3 separate regions of the Mus musculus genome follow, and regions 2 and 3 are each linked to region 1. Evidence: chromatin loops called from intact Hi-C (ENCODE). Cell type or tissue: left cerebral cortex. All regions are shown on one strand. Each heading gives the region's core, and the rest is flanking DNA. Links, peaks and the distances in the headings are about the cores only. Region 1 has its middle 76 kb from the start of Il17rd. Region 2 has its middle 87 kb from the start of Gm34848. Region 3 has its middle 100 kb from the start of Gm34848.

Region 1 (6,388 bases), core at 580-5,579:
TGTCCCATTCCTATGGGAGCCAAGTCCTATGTCCCTACCCCCTAACTCCCTGCCCATCCTCAGAGCCTAGCAGGATATGAGGGGACACTGTATTATAAACTAAACTCATGGGATCCAGGCCTGGTGGCATAGGACTGTAATCCCTACACTGGAGTCTAAAGTAAAACAAAAACAAAAAAGCTGGGCATGGTGGCGCATGCCTTTAATCCCAGCACTCGGGAGGCAGAGGCAGGCGGATTTCTGAGTTCGAGGCCAGCCTGGTCTACAAAGTGAGTGCCAGGACAGCCAGGGCTATCTATACAGAGAAACCCTGTCTCAAAAAATAAATAAATAAATAAATAAATAAAAAACAAAAAACAAAACAAAACAAACATCTAAAGTAGGAAAATTATGAGTCCTTTAAAAAATTCAAGGACTGCCCGAGTAACTTATTGAGACCTAGTCTCAAAAGAAAAGAAAGCACTTAGCAGATCTAAGGCCCTGAACTCAGTCCCCAGCAGTATAAACTCTTGTGGGGTGATCTTACCTGTTATTCCTACCCATGACACTTGCAGGTATGTCTCACTTTCTGGATATCCTGACATATGAAACAGGAAACCAAGGGCTTTGCCTTTAGTAATAATAAAAAGGCACATCTCCTCTCATCCTGTATAGGACACTTACCACTCTGTTTACACTTCACTCAACAGTTAGCTTTGTGCCTCCAAGTCACATACTACTGTCTGAGTGTTTTTGTGAGCGAGGTCTGCTGCCTCAACTTGGCATGAAGCATTCTCTGCCTTGTTGTCTCAGCGCCTGTCCACTGTGTGGACCTCCAGCCATGTAGCCCATGCTCTCCAGCTTCCCCATGCCATGTCAGGGCCCAGTCCAGTACAGAAGGCCATCTGCTGTCTTCACCAGCACCTCCTCTTCAGTGTCTTTTGCCACATCCTAGGCCCTACCTGCCTGTTAAGGGTCTGTCTCACTTATCAGTTAGTTCAGTGAGATCCCAGAAGGAATCGGCTTTAATGACAGTTACCACAGTTCTCCAGAGCCTGGTCCAGTGCCGGATGTGTAGAAGACATTAAAAAAAAAAAAAATAAGGGGGCTGGAGAGATGGCTCAGTGGTTAAGAGCACTGACTGTCCTTCTGAAGATCATGAGTTCAAATCTCAGCAACCACATGGTGGCTCACAACCATCTGTAATGAGATCTAATGCCCTCTTCTGGTGTGTCTGAAGACAGCTACAGTGTACTTTCATATAATAATAAATAAATCTTTTAAAAAAATAAAAATAAAAAAATAAATAAATCTTTTTTTTTTTTTTGAGACAGATCTAGCTGAGCCTGACTTCCAACTCTTTAAGTGCTAAATTGAACACAAAGGGAAGACAATTTTGACAGGGCTGTATGGGGAGACTGTCGGGTATGGAACGGTGAGCTGGAAATCTGCTGGGCCTTCAATAAGTAGAAGCCCCTTAGTTAATTCTTTTAATTAAAAAAAACTTTTTATTTATGAGTGTGTGTCTGTATGCGAGTCACTTGCATGCAAGTAATTGAGATCCAAAGAGGACATCAGAGCTCTTTTCCTAGAACTTGAGTTTCATACAGGTGTCTATAATCCACAGACGGTGTGTGTGTGTGTGTGTGTGTGTGTACCAAAGCCCAGTTGCAAGAGTCGCTGAGCCATCTCTCTAGCCCCTACTTAATACTGCTTGAACTGTGGTGGGGATTTCCCACCACTCGAAGTGGGAGGGAAAGGTTGAGGCCTGGGGTTTGGATGTGGACATTTCCCCTGGCAATACTGTCGAGGGTGTGTGTTTCCTGAACATCACTGGGTCTCTGGTCACAGAGACTTCTTGAAGCCAGAGTGGAATGAAGATGCTTTGTGTTTAGTCCCAAAGATGAGCTGCAGGCCAATGAGAGATCACCCAGTGCTGGGAGACCATGACAAGAGCTTGCAGCAGCAAAGGTTTTTTTGTTTTGTTTTTTTTAAGGAAAGTCCATCTGGGTGGGAGACAATTCTGAACACTTCTTTCTGGCCAGAGGACCTGGACAGAAAGATCCGGGCCCCAGGAATGCTAGCAGGCAAGGTGGCTCCTACTCCAGGAGCTCGCCCTGTCATCTTTTCCTGTGGGGGTGGCAGTTAGTGCTCAGGCAAGGATCACTAGGAACTCTCCGAGCACTGATCTTGTGTCTATTTTTTTTAAGATTTATTTATTTTATGTATGTGATGGATACACTGTAGCTGTACAGATGCTTGTGAGCCATCATGTGGTTGCTGGGAATTGAATTCAGGACCTCTGTTCACACTGGTCGGCCCCACTGGCTCTGGCCCAAAGATTTATTTTTTATTAGAATAAGTTCACTGCAGCTGTCTTCAGACACGCCAGAAGAGGGCGTCAGATCTCACTACAGATGGTTGTGGTTGCTGGGATTTGAACTCAGGACCTTCGGAAGAGCAGTCCACAGTGCTCTTAACTGCTGAGCCATCTCTCCAAAGCAGCTTTTGGTATCTTAGCACCTTGGCTGAGGTTCCTCCTCTATATTCAAGGGATCCAACTGCCATCTCTGTACATGATGGCTGGTTTCATCCAGGCTTCAGGGTCTACATGTTGGGAGGTGGAATCCATATAAACTTACACGCTCTGGGCTGCTGAGAATGTTAAATTCTATCAAGCACCTAAAACGGCATGGGCCAGGTGACATGTAGAAGCAACCAGTGAGTTTTTTATTTTATTTTATTTTTTTATTTTCAGCCCCAGGGTTTACACTTTCACAACAGTCCAGAAACTACCGTTTTGTCCACAGCATTCATTAGTCCTTATTTTATGAAGTCCTGAGGTTGTATTCATTCAGCAAATAGTTTTATTTCGATTCATATGTTTATTTCTGTGTGGGTGACCCAGGCTACTGAGAGCCCTACCCTTATTGTGCTCCGCACTTACCTACAAACCATCGATTACTGACAACCTACTGGGCCCACGCTATCTTCATTTTCACCTTCAGACAGGAAAGGAGTTAGTTGGACAAGGCCTGACGTGCCCAAGATTAAACCTAGTGGCGGGGGTGGAGGCTTCATGCACAGGCTTGGGTTCTTGCTCTCCAGGGCAAGCTCTGCCACTTCGGGATGAGTTTTGCCCTCCTCCTGTCATGCTATAGTCGCGATCCAGAGCCGCCACCGGAGAGAGCCGGAGGTGGGCTGTGCACCCTTTCTGTGCTCTAGTGAACTCTCCAATTTGGGTCCTCTTTGGGTGTCAGATTTCGTCCCAAATGTCCTCCTCCCAGGCCCTTCTTAGTTTACCAGGACCCTCGGACCAGGCGTGGGACGCACGGGGACTGAGCCTTGCCTGCAAGTCTCCAAGAGTCTAGGTCAGTCCTCCGCTAGCAGCCAGGCCCGTCCTGCGGGGGGTCCCCGGGCCCGCCTCCCGCCCACGTGGCCCGCCCGGCCTCCAAGGCTCCGGCCCCGCCCCGCCCCGGGGAGCCGTCCCCGCAGTCACCGCTGCGGCCCTGTGCTTCAACCCAGCAGGGCAGAACCAGCGGGACGCCGAGGTAAGAGCAACTGGGACATCGCGTCGCGTGACCCTCCTTTCACCCGCCGCCCCCACCGGAGTTGGGTCCCCATAGCCACTTTGGGGCGCGTTGGGTAGATAGTGTCACCGCCTGCTTCTGCCTGCCTCCGCTCCTGCCAGGGACCCCCAACTTCGGTCCCCGATAGCTACTGGGAGAAAGTTCCCGGAGCCACTTCCGGGAGGGAGGCGCCACCTGTCTGGGGCGCGCCCTGTCGCAGGACTTCTCCAAGTCAGTGTCTCTGGCCACTTGGCAGGAACCCGGGTACCACCACCAGCCAGGATCCTTACGCCCGAGACCGCATCTGAGACCGCGTCTTTTAAACTGCACAGTGGACAGTTCTGAGATGGGAGGCGCCCACCCAAGGACTTAAGGTGATCGGGAATGCCTTGTAGCCAGAAGCTAGAGAGCATTTTTTTTCTGAGGGTGGAAATGATTGGAACTGGGTTTGAATCCCGGCTCCCTAGGGCTTTGCATGGTGGAGGGCGGCCCTGGCGCCAGCAGCGTCTTATCCTGGTTGGAAGGGTGCGGGAACAGAGCGGCTTGTTCCTGGAGGACTTGGCTTGCTCCGTTTATTGCTTGAACCAGGCTTGCTTCCAGAACCTAGGATGTGAATAGAAGTTGTCCGGAATGCACCGGTGGAAACTGGAAGCATTTCTTGCACTACACAGGTGTATACCTTGTTCTTTAGAGGAAGAGGATTTTGCTGTGGTTATCTTGGCTGTGGCATAGTTACATTGCACATCTGTGCTGCCTGCCGTATCCTCATCTGTAAGAGAGATGTGATACTAGCACAAAGCTTTAAAGTTTTCATAAGGTTATATGAGCACCATACTGATTGGCTCCAGGTGAATTCTCTCTGTGTTGTGTTCTTGTTGTGGCCAACGACATCAGTGTCATAGTGGGCTGGCATCTTTAACTTCCCAGTAAGGTGATATGCAAGTCCATGTTTCTTCCTCTTCTGCTTGGGATCTGACCTTACCTATCCAGCACCAGGATGCTCTGTTCAGATTAGGAAACTTGGCTTTGTAAGAATGTCTCCTGTAGTTAACCAGCTTGTGCAGAGTGTATCCGAGAATGTGGGGTTAGACATAACCTTTGCCAAGAATACTGCTGGGAATGAGGTCTTGGATGCTCTGGAAACTTGTATGTGCCTTTGGGAGTCAGAATGGATGAGATTTCTCTGGAATCCCTCCTAGCATTGGGGCCACAATCAGCTGACATCAGTGTCTCTTTCCGGGTCCGGGAGTCTGCTCTGGTCTGGCTCGAAGCCATCCTTTCATCTAGAGCAGAGTGAAGGTACTCTGCATCGTTGGTGTCTTTCTGGGCTGCACCTGTTCAGTCTCTTTCTTGAACTCCGAAAACAGGAGTGCTGAACTCCTGGGAATCCTCTGGAAAATGACACTGCAAGAAGCCTGTGTGCCACAGAAGTGGAGTCTGAATCACCTGTGGGTAATAAAGGGTCCTCACCCCTCTCGGGACAAACCCACACTTAGGGGGAGTGGAGATGGTGCATGTGTGCTGTTTTCTCTGTTTGCTCAAAGCACACATTTCATAGAAGATTCATGTCTACTAGAACATGAGAAACCCAGGCCAAGTGACTATCTAGGCAAGAAGATGATAGCAGGTCCTGGGTTAGGGATCGTAGCATTTGTGGAGCCTGTAGTATAGGGTACAGCTAATAGAAATCTGAGTTTGGGGTGTCCAAGCCTCCCAAATGCCGGCATTCCAAGCATGAACCACTGATCCCCACATTGAGAGTAGTAGTGCTGAAATCCTTTGAAGGCAGGGAACTTACAACCTTCTAATACAGCTGGCTCCACTGTGGGGATGAGGAACCAGAACTCTGTGCCCCTCTGAGGATAAGATGTGGCCTCCAGACCTCTGCTGCTCTTGTTCTTCCTGTCTGTTTCACTTCCTGATTGGCCTGCCTTCCATCCATACCCATCCAAGACAGCGTTCTGCACTTCTTGTTATCCCTGAAGTCCCTGTCCCCAGCCAGAAGTCAGGGTGCCACTGAGTCCTGTGTGAGCATCGGAGAAAGCAAAGCTCAGGAGGTTGAGCAAGAGGATCAGAAGTTCAAGGCCAGCCTGTTTTCAGAATCCAAGATAGGCAGTGGGAAAGGGGACAAAAAGAGGCAGGGGGAAAAAAGAAAAGAAAAAAAAAAGCAAAGGCATTGCCATAATCTAGAAGCCCTCAAGGTCAAGGTCTGGGTTGCTCAGGACACTGATACTGAATTGGGGTGGAGGTGGGGGTAGGGATGAGGGTGGGGGTGGGAAGGTTATTTATTTGTCTTTTTTGTTTTTTATTTTTGTATTTCTATTCTTTCTCTGATCTTTTCTGAATTATTCTGAGTCACTTTATTCATTGTGGTCTTTATTGTACTGACTGAAAACCTTGGGCCCTTAATCTTCTTAAACCTTAAGGATTTCTGCAAATAATCTCTGATTTGGATTACCTGGTGTCTATAATCAAAGAGAGGGGAAATGAAGTAGCCGTGTGTGGTTCTGATTCACTAAGGTTTTCTGGGAACATATGCACAGACAGACAGATAGACAGACAGACACAGACACAGACACACACACACACACACACACACACACACACACACACACACACACACACACACGACTTGGAAATAGTATTTTGTTTGTTTGAAACAGAGTTTGATACATAGCCAGGCTGGCCTTGAACTATCCATCCCCCTGGCTCAGCATCCACAGTGCTGGGGTTATAAGTATGTACCAGTAAACCCTGCCAAATGTTCTTGTGTTTGCTTTATTTGAGATAGGGTCTCACTCCGCAGCACAGAGTAGCCCAGACCTCACTGTAAGCCCAGG
Region 2 (6,388 bases), core at 536-5,535, 64 kb after region 1:
GAGTTGGTTTTCTGATGGCTCAGAAGATGCCAGTGACAATGGAGACCAGAGGGTACAGGCTGCGTAATGAGTTTCCCGTCTGGTGGTCGGAGGTGTAGCGATTCTTTCAGGAAGGCCATTAGGGGCTTTGGGTGGGTTGTCTTAGAACAAGCGACCTCTGTCTTGAGGCAGAGCTTCTGGGGACAACCTCTTCTTGGTTCTGGACACAAACAGCTGGGAGTTTCCCCCACGGCAGGTGCGGCTTAACTTGGCTCCTCAGCGGTTGCCTCTCACATTACTCCAACCGTTAGAGTTACTCTAACACGTTAGAGTCTATTGTATGGGCTGGGCTGGCTGCAATATGGATTGAGTGGCTGAGACAAACAGAGAAAGTAACAGATTCTGCTTAAAGACGTCTCATGTATTTAGTGTTCATTCAACAATAAGTACCAACTGTCATTAGATGCTCTGGATGGCTTACCCTATAGCTATAGGGGAAATCAACTTTGTGGTATGTAGAATTACAGGTGAGATAATTATTGGCCTGAAGGCTATGTGTTACACAGCAGTCCCTCCTGATATGTGCTTATGGGTTGTGTCAAGAAGGCATATTGCATAGATGACATTTTTTGGCAAACCTGAAAGTACTTTTGTTCCAAAGACTATAGCCTTTTCCCCATGTGCCCAGAGACATGCCAGGGAAGCAGTCAGACCCTGTGTTGGGTCTCCTGCAAATATGATTCTCTTCCTTCCCCAGGTCGGAGAATAGAACTGAACAGACTTGATGCCCTGGTTCCTTCAAGTACTTGGTTTGCAGCTTCATTCTAGGCTGCCAGACTGGGGTTAGCTGACAGGCTATCAAGCACAGGTGTCCCCATGGTTGGAACACTGGAGTTAATTCAATCAGAGAACTTCCTTGGGGGTTGCTGACAGAGTAGGGTAGAGACAGGTAACAGAGACATCTCTGCTGCTGAAATTGTCTGTGTTGGCTCCTCACTCTGCCACACTACTTCCTGTCTGAGACTGGGCCAAGCTACTTAACACCCCATGCCTCAGTTTCCTCATCTGTCAAATGGGATTGACATCAGTAGCTCTGACATGGGGTTCTTACAGTCACAGTTAGGCCTGCAGCAAGTGCTTGTTGTCACTCGCGAGTACTCCTTAGTGTCCCCATCTCCCGTTTCCCAAATGCTGAAGCTGGGTGTGTTTTATAGATGAGGTACACACACCAGAAGCAGTCTCTCTTTCTTAACAGCATGGCTTAGGCTTTTGCCTTAGAGGTCTTTTGTTTTAGAAAGATCTGGGCTTCCTCTTAGATTTTTTAAAAAGAAAACCTTGGGGTGGTTGTTGAGACAAGATGTCCGTAATATGCCCCATTGCATGACCTTCTTATAACAGTCCCTCACATGGGAGTTCTACGTATGTATCATCAGAACCAGTTTTTAAAATTAATTAATTCACTTTACATTGCAATATATCTCCCCTCTCCTCCCAGTACCCATGCAAGTCCTACCCCCAGTCCACCTTCCCCTTCTCTTTGAGGACCATGTGCATCTTCTCCCTCTGAGGCCAGACAAGGCTGTCCATTTATGGGCACGAGATCCATAGGCAGGCAGGCAGGCAGGCAGGCAGGCAACAGGATCAGGGACAGACTCTACTCCAGTTGTTGGGGGACCTTCATGAAGACCAGGCTATTCATCTGCTACATATGTGGGGGGAGGGATGCCTAGGTCCAGCCTGTGCTCACTCTTTGATGATTCAGTCTCTGGGAGCCCCCAAGGGTTCAGGTTAGTTAACTCTGTTGGTCTTCTTGTGGAGTCCATGTCCTCTTCGGGTTCCTCAGTCCTCCCAATTCTTCTGTAATCCTCCCAGCTCCGTCTAATGTTTGGGTGTGAGTCTCTGCATCTCTTTCCATTGGCTGCTGGGTGAAGCCTCTCAGAGTACAGTTATGCTAGGCTCCTGTCTGCAAGCATAACGGAGTATCATTAATAGTGTCTTGCCAATGGGGTGGGTCTCAATTCAGGGCGGTCATTGGTTGAACAGTCCTTCAGTCTCTGCCCTGTCCTTGCCCTTTTCATCTTATAGGCAGGATACATTTTGGGCCAAAGGTTTTGTGGATGGGTTGCTGTCCTTATCTCTCCCCTGGGAGTCCTGCCTGGCTACAGGAAGTGGCCTCTTCAGGATCCATATCTTCCACCACTAGGAGTCTAGCTAGAGTGGCCCCCACAAACCCTCTGGGGCTTTATCCCCACCCCAGATCTATCTGGTACATCCTAAAGATCCCCCCACCTCCTCCTTCTCGCTCCCCTGCCCTCCCTACATAGGATGCACTCCCTCGTCCCCACTCCCCTCCCCAGCGCCTCTTCTTCACAGATCCACCAACCTCTGATATCTGTTTTGTTTCCCCTTCTGAGAAAGATTCAACCATCCTCCCTTGGGTCCTCCTGGTTATTTGGCTTCTTTGGTTCTGTGGAATGTAGCATGGTTGTACTTTATGGCTAATATCCACTTACCAGTGAGTACATACCATGCATATCCTTTTGGGTCTGGGTTGCCTCACTCAGGATGATATTTTCTAGTTCCATCCATTTGGCTGCGAAATTCATGCCGGCCTTGTTTTTAGTAGCTGAGTAATATTCCATTGTGTAAACAAACCACATTTTGTGTACCCGCTTGCCAATAGAGGGTCATGTAAGTTGTTTCTAGTGTCTGGCTATTATGAATAAAGCTGCCATGAACGTAGTTGAGCCAGTGTCCTTGTGAGTGCTGAAGCATCATTTGGGCATGTGCCCAGAAGCAGGACCATTTTTTGAGGAAATATAAATGTCTTTTTGTTACTCTCATATATTTATCTCAAGGGTTTCCAGAACTCTACCATAACTTTGTAACCTCTTTAGTGCTTGCCTGGGCTGAGGTCAGATAGCATCATGTTATCCGTGACTGCTGCTTGCTGGAGCCATTTGACCCAAAGGAAAATCTGTAAGCTGGACACACTATTTCCTCCCATGGTCATCTGTGTATGGGCCTGGCTGTAGCCAGGGGAAATGTCAGGCATCAGCTGTCTGAGGCACAGGGCCCATCTGAAGAGCCTGGGAGGAACCCACTGGTCAATCCGGATACCATGATATTTCAGGAAGGAAGCTTGGAGGGTGTCACCTCTTCCCTTACAAAGGGCCTTGTCCCTCACACTCGAGGAAACATTATCAGGGTGGGTCCCTTAGAAAGCCAGTGTGTTGAGAAACCCATTAAGCGGCCCCAGCCTATGATGGTCTCCTTGGACTTTGAAGATGTTTTGCTGCCACAGTTAGGGACCTTTCTCCAGGTTTCCCAGCACGCTGTCAGGGCCCTTTTGTGATCTGTGGAAGCAGACTGTCCTCCTCCCTGGACTAACAAGCGATGGAGGGTGAGGACTTGGGCCGTTGGCAACAACAGTTCTGTTTCCAGGGTTTCCGTGGCAAACAGCCAGCCCATGGCTTAAACATGTGCTGCTTCTTGCACAGTTTTGGAGTTGAGCAGTCTGCAGTCAGCTGTGGGGCTGATCCAGATGTGAGCAAATCTGGTTCCCGTTGGAGGCGCTGGGGCATGTCCATCACGGCCTTGCGTGTTCCACCCTCTGTGGGTTCCACTCTTCAAGACTGGAGGTCTCTCCCGAGCACCAGTTTACTCGGTGTCCATTGCTACACCTCTGCTGCTACCCTTCCCACTTCAGACAGTACCTGTGATCCCCGGGTCCCACCCATCAGATGCAAGGTCCTTACTGATCTCACCTGTAACCTTCCTTCTCCAGGCAAGGCAGAAGACACATGGTCTGTGGATAGTGGACACCTGTACTCCAGCATGGTCCCTTGAGTGTTAGGCTCACAGCCTCCATTGGCGAGGGTAGGGATAGGGATGGGGATGGAGTTGGTTTAGATCCTGGCCCTGCCACTCCCTGGGCATTGTGGTTGCTAGGCTACTTGCTGTTAAGGAGTCTCCCTACATAACAGAATGAGTCTTCTTGTTTAACTACAGTACTACGTGTAGGGGCCTAGAGTAAACCCTCAGCATCTTGTGACCATTGTCTTTAATCCTGCCCTCCTTTCTCTCCCCCCCCTTCTTTGTCCTCCCTCTTCTCTTTCTCTCTCTCTTTTGAGTTAGGGTCTCACCACGTAGCCTTGGCTGGCTTGGAACTTACTATATACTCGAGATAAACCTTGAACTCCTAGAGACCAGCCTGCCTCTACCTCCTGAGTGCTGCGGTTAAACATGTGGGCTACTGTCATTATTTTATCTCAAAGAGCACTCAAAGATGCTGGCATACACAGGGAATGCTTATGGGTAGGAAGAAAACCCTTATAGTTAATGAGGACTCTGACTTTGAGTTTTAGGATTTAAGACAAGACTTAACTCATCTTTTTGGGGGGAATGATTTCTGTTCCTTTGTAGTATGATGTATATGTCATATTGAATGGTAGGAAGACGTTTGTGTACTTAATACCCTAACAACTGCCTTTCCACCTTTTCCCACACTCTGCCATCTTCTCGATGAACTTTGTCCTTTCCTTTCTACTATGGCTGCTCATCTCTACCCTCATGTCCATGTTCCAGCAAGGACAAAGGGACCAGCCCAGAGTCAAGAGACTCTGGGATCCCTTTCAGCTTACATGTTTGGCCAGAAGAGGGGACTGTGTCCTCCTGTAGCAATAGAGGGAACTGCGGCGCCAAGAACATTCAATCACCACCTAGGAGCACACTGCTGCTGAGGACGAAGGGAAGCATCAGGCACTGTCATCTACAGCCCTGGCTCAGGTCCCCAGGCCAGGACAGGGGTGGCTCCTGTCACAGCGTCTGTTCTGACAGTGAGAAACCGTGAGTCTGTCATTGTGAGAGAATGCGGAGGTAAACAGCTCCCCTATCCAAACATGAAGCTTTAGAGAGCAGTGAAGACCTGTGTGTCAATATGGCTAATGGTTCAAAATATATCACTCACTGCGGCTCTGTCCATAGGACTCACCTGCAGGGGCCTTCTGTGTTGCTCATGCCCATGTGGGAGGAGTCCAGACTGCCGTACTGAGGGAGGAGTGGGGAGGAGTGCGTGCTGTGGGTGCTTGTCCCTAGACTCAGGGAAGGCCCAGCTTTGTTTTGTTTTGTTTTGTTTTGTTTTGTTTTGTTTTGTTTTGTTTTGCAAGACTAGGTTTTTCTGTGTAGCCCTGGCTGTCCTAGTTGATCTGTTAGACCAGGTTGGCCTCGAGCTCACAGAAATCCATCTGCCTCTGCCTTCCAAGTGCAGGATGGAATTAAAGGTGTGTGCTACCACCTCCTCGAAAGGCCCATCTTTTGTGGAACCTGATGTATGCTGGCTGTGTGCAGTGTCTTCTTTAACAAAAGAGGTGCTGGATGCAATGCTTCTAGAAGCCATTGCTAAAGAAACTCGAGGGGCTTGCTTTGTAGTTGATGATAACATTGTAACCATGTGGGTAATATCTTGGGTTCACTTACCACACACCAGACGATGGGGACACGTGACAACTTTTCTCATCATCTCACGGCCACCGTATGATGCAGACATTGCTGTGAGTTGTACTTTATGGCCTAGGAAGCAAAAAGTTCAGGGTGGTTAAATCCTTGACTGAGGTCTCACAACTAATGTATTAAAGTCAGGATTCAAGCCCCTGGAGCAAAATGAAGTCTGTTCACTAGGGGTTAAGATGTCTGTGGATAGTGATCTTTTCGTTGTAATAATTGCATGCTATTACTTTCTCTTTGGTGAAGAACTGGGGTTTAGGGATATAGCTCGATGACAGAGCCCTTGCGTTATATGCATAAGACCTTGGTTTGATTCTAGTACCTTGTGGGCACACATGTATACAAAGACATTAGAGAAAGCAAAGGCCTGGTGTTTCTAGCTAAACTAGTAGAAGGATAACCTCATTAGAAAGTATTTACATTTTTTTCCTTCTTACCACAGGGGTATGTGCTCACAATGAGATAATGGGATGGACTGGTTTTTATTGTCAACTCTTGACACACTCTGCAATCACCTGGGAAGAGTCTCACTGAGGGATTGTCTAGATCACGTTAGCCTATGGGCATGTATGTGGGGGGATGGTCTTGCCTATGATAATTGAGGAGGAATGACCCAGCCCACTGTGGGTGGCTCCATTCCCTGCGTTTGGCTGCTAGACTATGAGTAGGAAACATATAGGCATTCATTTTGTACACGTTCATCCCTCTGCTCTGTGATATGAACTGCTGATACAAGTTCCTGCTGCGGTGCACTGTAACCTGGAACTGTGGGCCAAAATAAACCGGTCCTCCCTCCCCTAATTGCTTTTTATTAGGATGTTTTAGAGCAGCAACGGAAATGAAGCTAGGACAGATGTAGCGTTCCTTAGCTGTGGTTTTTTACAGTGATTTGATAAGTGGGCAG
Region 3 (6,388 bases), core at 974-5,973, 52 kb after region 1:
AGACAGGGTCTCACTGTATAGCCCTGGCTGGCCTGGAACTCACTCTGTAGACCAGGCTGGCCTTGAACTCACAGAGATTCTCCCGCCTCTGCCTCCTAAGGGATGAAAGGCATGTGCCACTATGCCTGGCCAAGAATGTATTTTGAATGATCATTTTGCTAGCTGATCACTCTCTCATATTCAGGTTGGTTTGCCTGCCTGCCTTCCTGTAAGAAGGCTATTACTAACTTGTTTTCTTACATTGAATAACATTATCAAATTATCCTATTTGTTCTAATGTTTTTTTCAGATCTATTTTTAATGTTATTATTTTTGTGGGAAAGAATTTTTTTCCAGACATATAATTATATAATCTTTAAATTAATGAAATTTTGCTTCCTCTTCATTTCCAGTTGGTGGCCTTGTTTTTCCTCTGTCTGGCTGTGTTGGCAGCTCCCTCCGGGGCATGAGAGCTCTTCCCTTGCAATAGCCCTGTGCTTTCCAGTGGATCTCCATATCTCTTAAGGAAGCTTCCCTCTGTTCTGAGCTAGTTAAGAGTCAGTACTGGGTGCTGAGACTTAACATGATAAGCATCAGAAGAGAGAGACATCTGGGTTTTGTTATTGGTTTTTCCTTTGGATTCAGTTAATGAGATGAATTACGTTGACGGATTTCCTAATAATGCATTCTTCCGTTCCTGGATAGAATAGAATTTAGTTGTGACCTGTAATTGTGTGAGTGTGTGTTTCTCAGAGATGGGGAGGCTGAGGGCCTGGCAGTGGTTGATTCAGGGTGGAATGTTGCATTTTTGTTTCCTGAGTTACGCATGGAAACAGAAGTTGGGGGTAAAGGATGAGTTGGTGCCTGCAGGCTTGATTAAATGAAAGATTTCCCCAGCCTCACTCTCATGCCTAACCTTCTACCCAAACCCACTCTTAATTCAGCATGGTGAGTCTAAGTTTTTCCCTTTTCAAAATGAACTGAAAACACACATGTTCTAAAAAAATGAGTTTTTAAGCCGGGCAGTGGTGGCACACGCCTCTAATCCCAGCACTTGGGAGGCAGAGGCAGGCAGATTTCTAAGTTCGAGGCCAGCCTGGTCTACAGAGTGAGTTCCAGGACAGTCAGGGCTACACAGAGAAACCCTGTCTCGAAAAACCAAAAAAAAAAAAATGTATTTTAAAGATGTATGTGTATGAATGTACTTTGTGAGTTCTTGGGAGTTACAGATTTTATTACTGATTCACCATGTAGGGGGCGGGAGTCTAACCAAAGTTCTTTATAAGAGCAATGAGTACTTTTAGCTGCTGAGCCTTCTTTCTAGCCTCAAGGGTTATATGTATGTATGTATGTATGTATTATAGATGAAATATGTAGCCCAGGATGCCCCAGAAATCACAGTTTTTCTGCTCAGCCTCTGAAAGGTGGGGATTACAGGTACCACCATGTCCAACTTAAAGAGTATCTTTGATGAGATGTTAAATAGCTTACAAGTGGGATGCATAATAGCAAAGCCGATCAGGCATATGACTCTTCTGGTCACCTGGACTCCGGTGGTCACTAAGCCCATGTGGAGACCTGCTTCTGAGGCTTTGTCCTGGGAAGGAAGACAGAAGCTGCCATCAGTGGGGAGACACAGCTGTCCGGAGGCATCTTTGCTTCAGATGCTGAGTATGGTCACGGTCTACTGTGACACAGCATCCTCACCCTCCATCCTTCCTTATAAGTGAGGCACTAGAGAGAGACAATGGGAAAAGGCATTTGCCACAGGCCATCAGTAGGCGTCAATCTGAAGCAGGTACATGGCCTCTGACACCTCCTAAAACGTGGCAGCTCAAACATCAGACTTGGTTGTTCCCAAACCTCATTTTATTCTACTGTAATTTTTTTTTCTTAGAAAATCTTGAAATTCTCTTAAGAGATGGCACATGGAGTAGAAAAATATACACACTAGAATCTGGCCGTCTTGCGATCTTCTTCCTGTTCTGCTTTATCAACTCGCACGGGGACATTACCTTGGTGAACCTTGTCCTCACCTGTAAATGGTGTACTATTAGTAATGATGTCATAGGGCGAGTGTAAGGCTTAAATGAGATGATATGACTCACATGCCCAACATACTGCATGGCAAATGAGGAGAATAGGCAGCTGCCATTGCTCGGTGATAGGATGTATTCCTAGAAGTGCTATATTAGTGGACTTGGCCCAGAGTGAACATCACAGAGTGCTTGTGTATTTACACAGACCAAGACAGGCCTTCTTTCACTGGCCAATGTAATCTATGGAACATATCATACATATAGTTACTCCCTGACTAAACCATCCTTTCATGATGCAGGGTTGTATTTGACAAGCTACGGAAAGCTTTAAAAAAAACTGTAATGGCTAACCTTGGTTGTCAACTTGACACACTTGGGAAGAGGGAACTTCAACTGGGGGATTACCTTCATCAGATTGACCTGTGGACATGTCTGTGGGAGCATTTTTATTGATTCCTAATAGGAAGGCTTAGCAAAATGGGCCTGGGCTGTGTAAGAAATATAGCTGGAAACAAGGTGGAAGGAAGCCAGTATGTGGTGTGTCTTCATGGCTCCTGCCTTGAAGCATCGAGGGAGTTCTTACCTCCCTCAATCATGAACTGCAACCTGTAAACCAAGCAAACCCTTTCCTCTCCAAGTCGGCTTGCGTTAGCGCTTATCCCAGCAACAGCAAAGCAAACCAGGACACCAGCTTATAGCCTTTCTCAGGCGAGGGAGCTGAGACATGATATTAAAGTAAGCTGATAACATCCTGGCCTCCCTCATAGACAGACATTTTAGCATAACTTTAATTTTATAATTCTAAGTTTAAAGTTCTTCACAAGCATCTATTAGTTGCACAAAATAATAGGTTTCCCCGTGACACTAAATTTGTTTTAAAGGTAATGATGGTATAGCCTTTAAGAACACAGGCTCTGGAGCCTTGCTGCACTGATTCACATCTTGGTTGTACCACTAGCCAGGTGAGTGACCTTGCCTGTGTCACTTGACCTGTCTGTACTATACTTTCTGTGAGTGTAAAGTGAGGCTAATAAGAGTCCCTGCCTGGGGAGGTTCTCTGAGGAAGAAGGGAGCAAATGCCCCTGTACGTAGCCTGACGCCTTAGCTGGCGCGCAGCCCCCAGAAGCACGCCCACCTCTGTTTCCTTTGGCGTATGGGATGAAGATGTGCCTTGACGTTCGTAGCTGTCACTGCTACGTGCGTCTACTTCAATGGCCAAGGCTTTCCCCAAACCTGTTTCAATCTCTTCCATTAAGAAAGGGGGAGAAGCAGGCAGGTGAGGTGAAGGTGGTTGCCAGGTAAAGCCTGGAGACTGGAGTCCCATCACTGCAACCCAGGAGAGAACCTAAACACACACACACACACACACACACACACACACACACACACACACAAACACACACCCCGCATAATCATAATAGTAACAATAATACATTTTAAAACTCAAAGAGGGCCGGGCGTGGTGGCGCACGCCTTTAATCCCAGCACTCGGGAGGCAGAAGCAGGTGGATTTCAGAGTTTGAGGCCAGCCTGGTCTACAAAGTGAGTTCCAGGACAGCCAGAACTACACGGAGAAACCCTGTCTCAAAAAACCAAAAAAAAAAAAAAAAAAAAAACAAAAACAAGCCTCAAAGAGAAGAAGTTAATGATTGCTCCTCCAGCAGTGGGCAGTGTCCTGTGGTGGTGGCAAGAGAGGTAGACCAACCCGCAGGAAAATGTACACAGGCCATTATTCAAGACTCTACCTTTTGTTCAATGGGGACAATGTTTGGCGTTCATGGATGCTTCATTCCTCGGTGTTGTTGACCACACCATGGGGAAGGAGTTTTGGTCAGGTCAGAGCACGCTGGGAGAGTGATGGCCTGGTGAGGATAATGAGGGGAGAGAAGGGCTGTTTCTCTCGGGCCCAGGGCAGTCGGGTCACCCAGCTGAGCAACCGAAAGGATGTGAGAAAATAAAAGGCGCTGGCTTGGCGGGCTCGGGTTTTCTATTCTGAAAAGTACTCCATTCAGGCCTCCCTTGGCCCCTTGAGCTGGAGGGAATGGAGCCAGTTAACCCACATTTAATGAGATCTGGGTTAGTGGACTGCCTTTCTTCCCACAGCATGTCCTGGCCACTGGACCTCTTCCAGGACGCGTACAGTGAGGGCCATTTACACTGCTCTGGCTGGCTGGACTTTCTTAATGAAGTTTGCCAGCCCCCACATAGACTGTGGGCTCTCCTCCTGGTTTTTCCAAGGATCGGTCTCTGTTGATCTTTGTGTGCCTCTGTGCTTGGGGAAATCCCTCAGCACATCCTTACTGTTGGGTACTGTTGGGTCTTTTATTTTGGCTTTACTTTCCTGGGTGACATAATGCGGGTTTTCTTTAGTTGGTGATTTCCTCTGTGTGTGTATGTGTGTGTGTGTGTGTGTGTGTGTGTGTGTGCTCACTCACTTGCATGCACACTTCCCACATCCCTCTCCCAGGCTTCACTGTGCCTCCTTTCTGGAGCTGGGATGCCAGGCACACAGTGATACAGTGACTTCCTTGTCTGCTTGGCTCTCACCAGCTGATGGGCAAGGTCATTTTCAAACTCAACACCTGCTTATCCGACCCTCCAGCTGCACCACACCAAGACAGCCCGCTCTCCCAGGCCAGGGAAAGGGGAGATAAGAACAGACTGGGGAAGAATAGCAGCAGTGGAGGATACTGCCCACCTCTCTCAGGCGTGGATGGGCATTTGATTTGGCAATGAGTCAACACTTATCAGCTGATGTCCAGGGGTCCCTCGAGATAGCGCTGAGAGCCTGGGAGGGCTTATGTTGGTGATTGTTCCTTCTTTTTGTTGGGCTTGTAAGTACCATTACGGTCTAGAAGGCAGTTTTCAGCCATCCATCTGGCAGTATTGTTTGGTTAGGATGCCCGAGACTCTGCATAGTGAAGTACATAAATTAGAGTTGACAATGTCATTGAAGGTGTCCATTGGCAGAAGGACAGTATGTGAGCATGCGAGTCCCTCTTTTCCTTGTGTGGCTGTTAATGGTACAGACAAGGCATGTCTCCAGTGGCATGTCTGTGGACTGCATGGTGGAACATGAAGACTTTTTGTTTTTGTTTTTTAATATTTATTTATTTATTATATGTAAGTACACTGTAGCTGACTTCAGACACACCAGAAGAGGCCATCAGATTTCATTATGGATGGTTGTGAGCCACCATGTGGTTGCTGGGATTTGAACTCAGGACCTTTGGAAGAGCAATCAGTGCTCTTACCTGCCGAGTTTGTTTTAAAGGCTTATTATTATTATTACTATTTTATGTATTTGGATGTTTTGCCTTGCATGTATGTCTGTCTGCATTGCTTATGTGCCTGGTACCCACAGAAGTTAAAAGAGGGCTTTAGATCTTCTGGAACTGGAGTTACAGAGAGTTACAGAGAGTTGTGAGCTGCCATGTGTGGGCTAGGAATTGATCTCAGGTCCTCAGAAAGAGCAACAACGCTCTAAACTGCTGAGGCAGCTCTCTAGCCTGGAACCTGCAGACTTACTCAGAGGTCTCCTGCCTCATCAGGCCTCAGACAAGTCACTTGGGTTCACTTGCAAACTGGAGATGAGTGAAGCGAATGTGGTGGTGAAGAGGGTTGAATGAGATCATCTTCGGGGAAAGTGCAGTCCGTGACCTGCTGTCAGTGGTTATCTTCATCATTACTATTGCCACCTTGGTTGAGCTGTCATCCTCAAGCTAATGGTCCTAGGATTAGAGGCAGGACATGAATCAGATGCCCTGCCTGATAGATGCTGTCATCTGTACTTGACCCCACCAGTCCTTCACGGGGAATACTGATGTCAGTGGCCCATCCAGCTGCTTGCTAGTCAGGCTGGCTGCTTCTGTGCACTGCTCCTCTGTTTACTTTCAGTGCGGGTCAGGGAGAGTGATTTAGTTGGAGCTGTACTGTTAAAGCACTTTCCCAACCCAGCTCCCATGAACCTCCAGGACACAGAGGCTAATTGAGAAACACAGGTCAGGTGTTGAGAGTGGTCTGTGATAAGCCATTTGAGTTATCCCCTTGTGAAGTGAGGTGACAACGTGTGGTTATTAGGACACTTTCTGATGCCAAATCCATATTCAACACCCAGTGGTTTGGGTCAGACTTCCTAACCTGGAGAACATGTATACTCTGGGTAGAAGAATCTTTGTTGTAGGCATGCTCTATGCTTTGTTTAGCAGGATTCCTGGCATCTACCCACAATATGCCATCAGTACCTTACTGCAGCTTGTGTATGGCCTCATGTATCCTAGGTGGGGTAGGGAAAAAGAAGAGGCCTATGCAGTCATGGAACACATAAAGACATTTCAGTCAATGACACATCATGCCCATGATAGCAGTCC

Evidence for each region. Peaks named below come from ENCODE experiments on the same cell type or tissue, not always from the same donor. Only the 100,000 strongest peaks of a DNase experiment are listed, where the experiment ranks them.
Region 2: it touches region 1 in a loop (2.3-fold over the local background); 25 of 42 quality-filtered maps call a loop at or near these places.
Region 3: a loop joins it to region 1, with 3 times the contacts of the local background. A loop is called at or near these places in 10 of 42 quality-filtered maps.

The regions. Positions count from the first base shown.
Region 1 is chr14:27,111,394-27,117,781 of GRCm38, forward strand. It overlaps a transcript of Arhgef3 not described here. Among named protein-coding and RNA genes, the nearest start is that of Il17rd, 76 kb to the left of the region's middle. In left cerebral cortex, for the core only: CTCF peaks have their summits at 2,378 (motif pointing right) and 3,052; no DNase peak of the experiment used is centred there; H3K4me3 peaks cover 1,067 bases.
Region 2 is chr14:27,175,299-27,181,686 of GRCm38, forward strand. It overlaps a transcript of Arhgef3 not described here. Among named protein-coding and RNA genes, the nearest start is that of Gm34848, 87 kb to the right of the region's middle. In left cerebral cortex, for the core only: no CTCF peak of the experiment used is centred there; a DNase peak (open chromatin) is centred at 3,437.
Region 3 is chr14:27,162,821-27,169,208 of GRCm38, forward strand. It overlaps a transcript of Arhgef3 not described here. Among named protein-coding and RNA genes, the nearest start is that of Gm34848, 100 kb to the right of the region's middle. In left cerebral cortex, for the core only: no CTCF peak of the experiment used is centred there; DNase peaks (open chromatin) are centred at 4,094 and 4,458.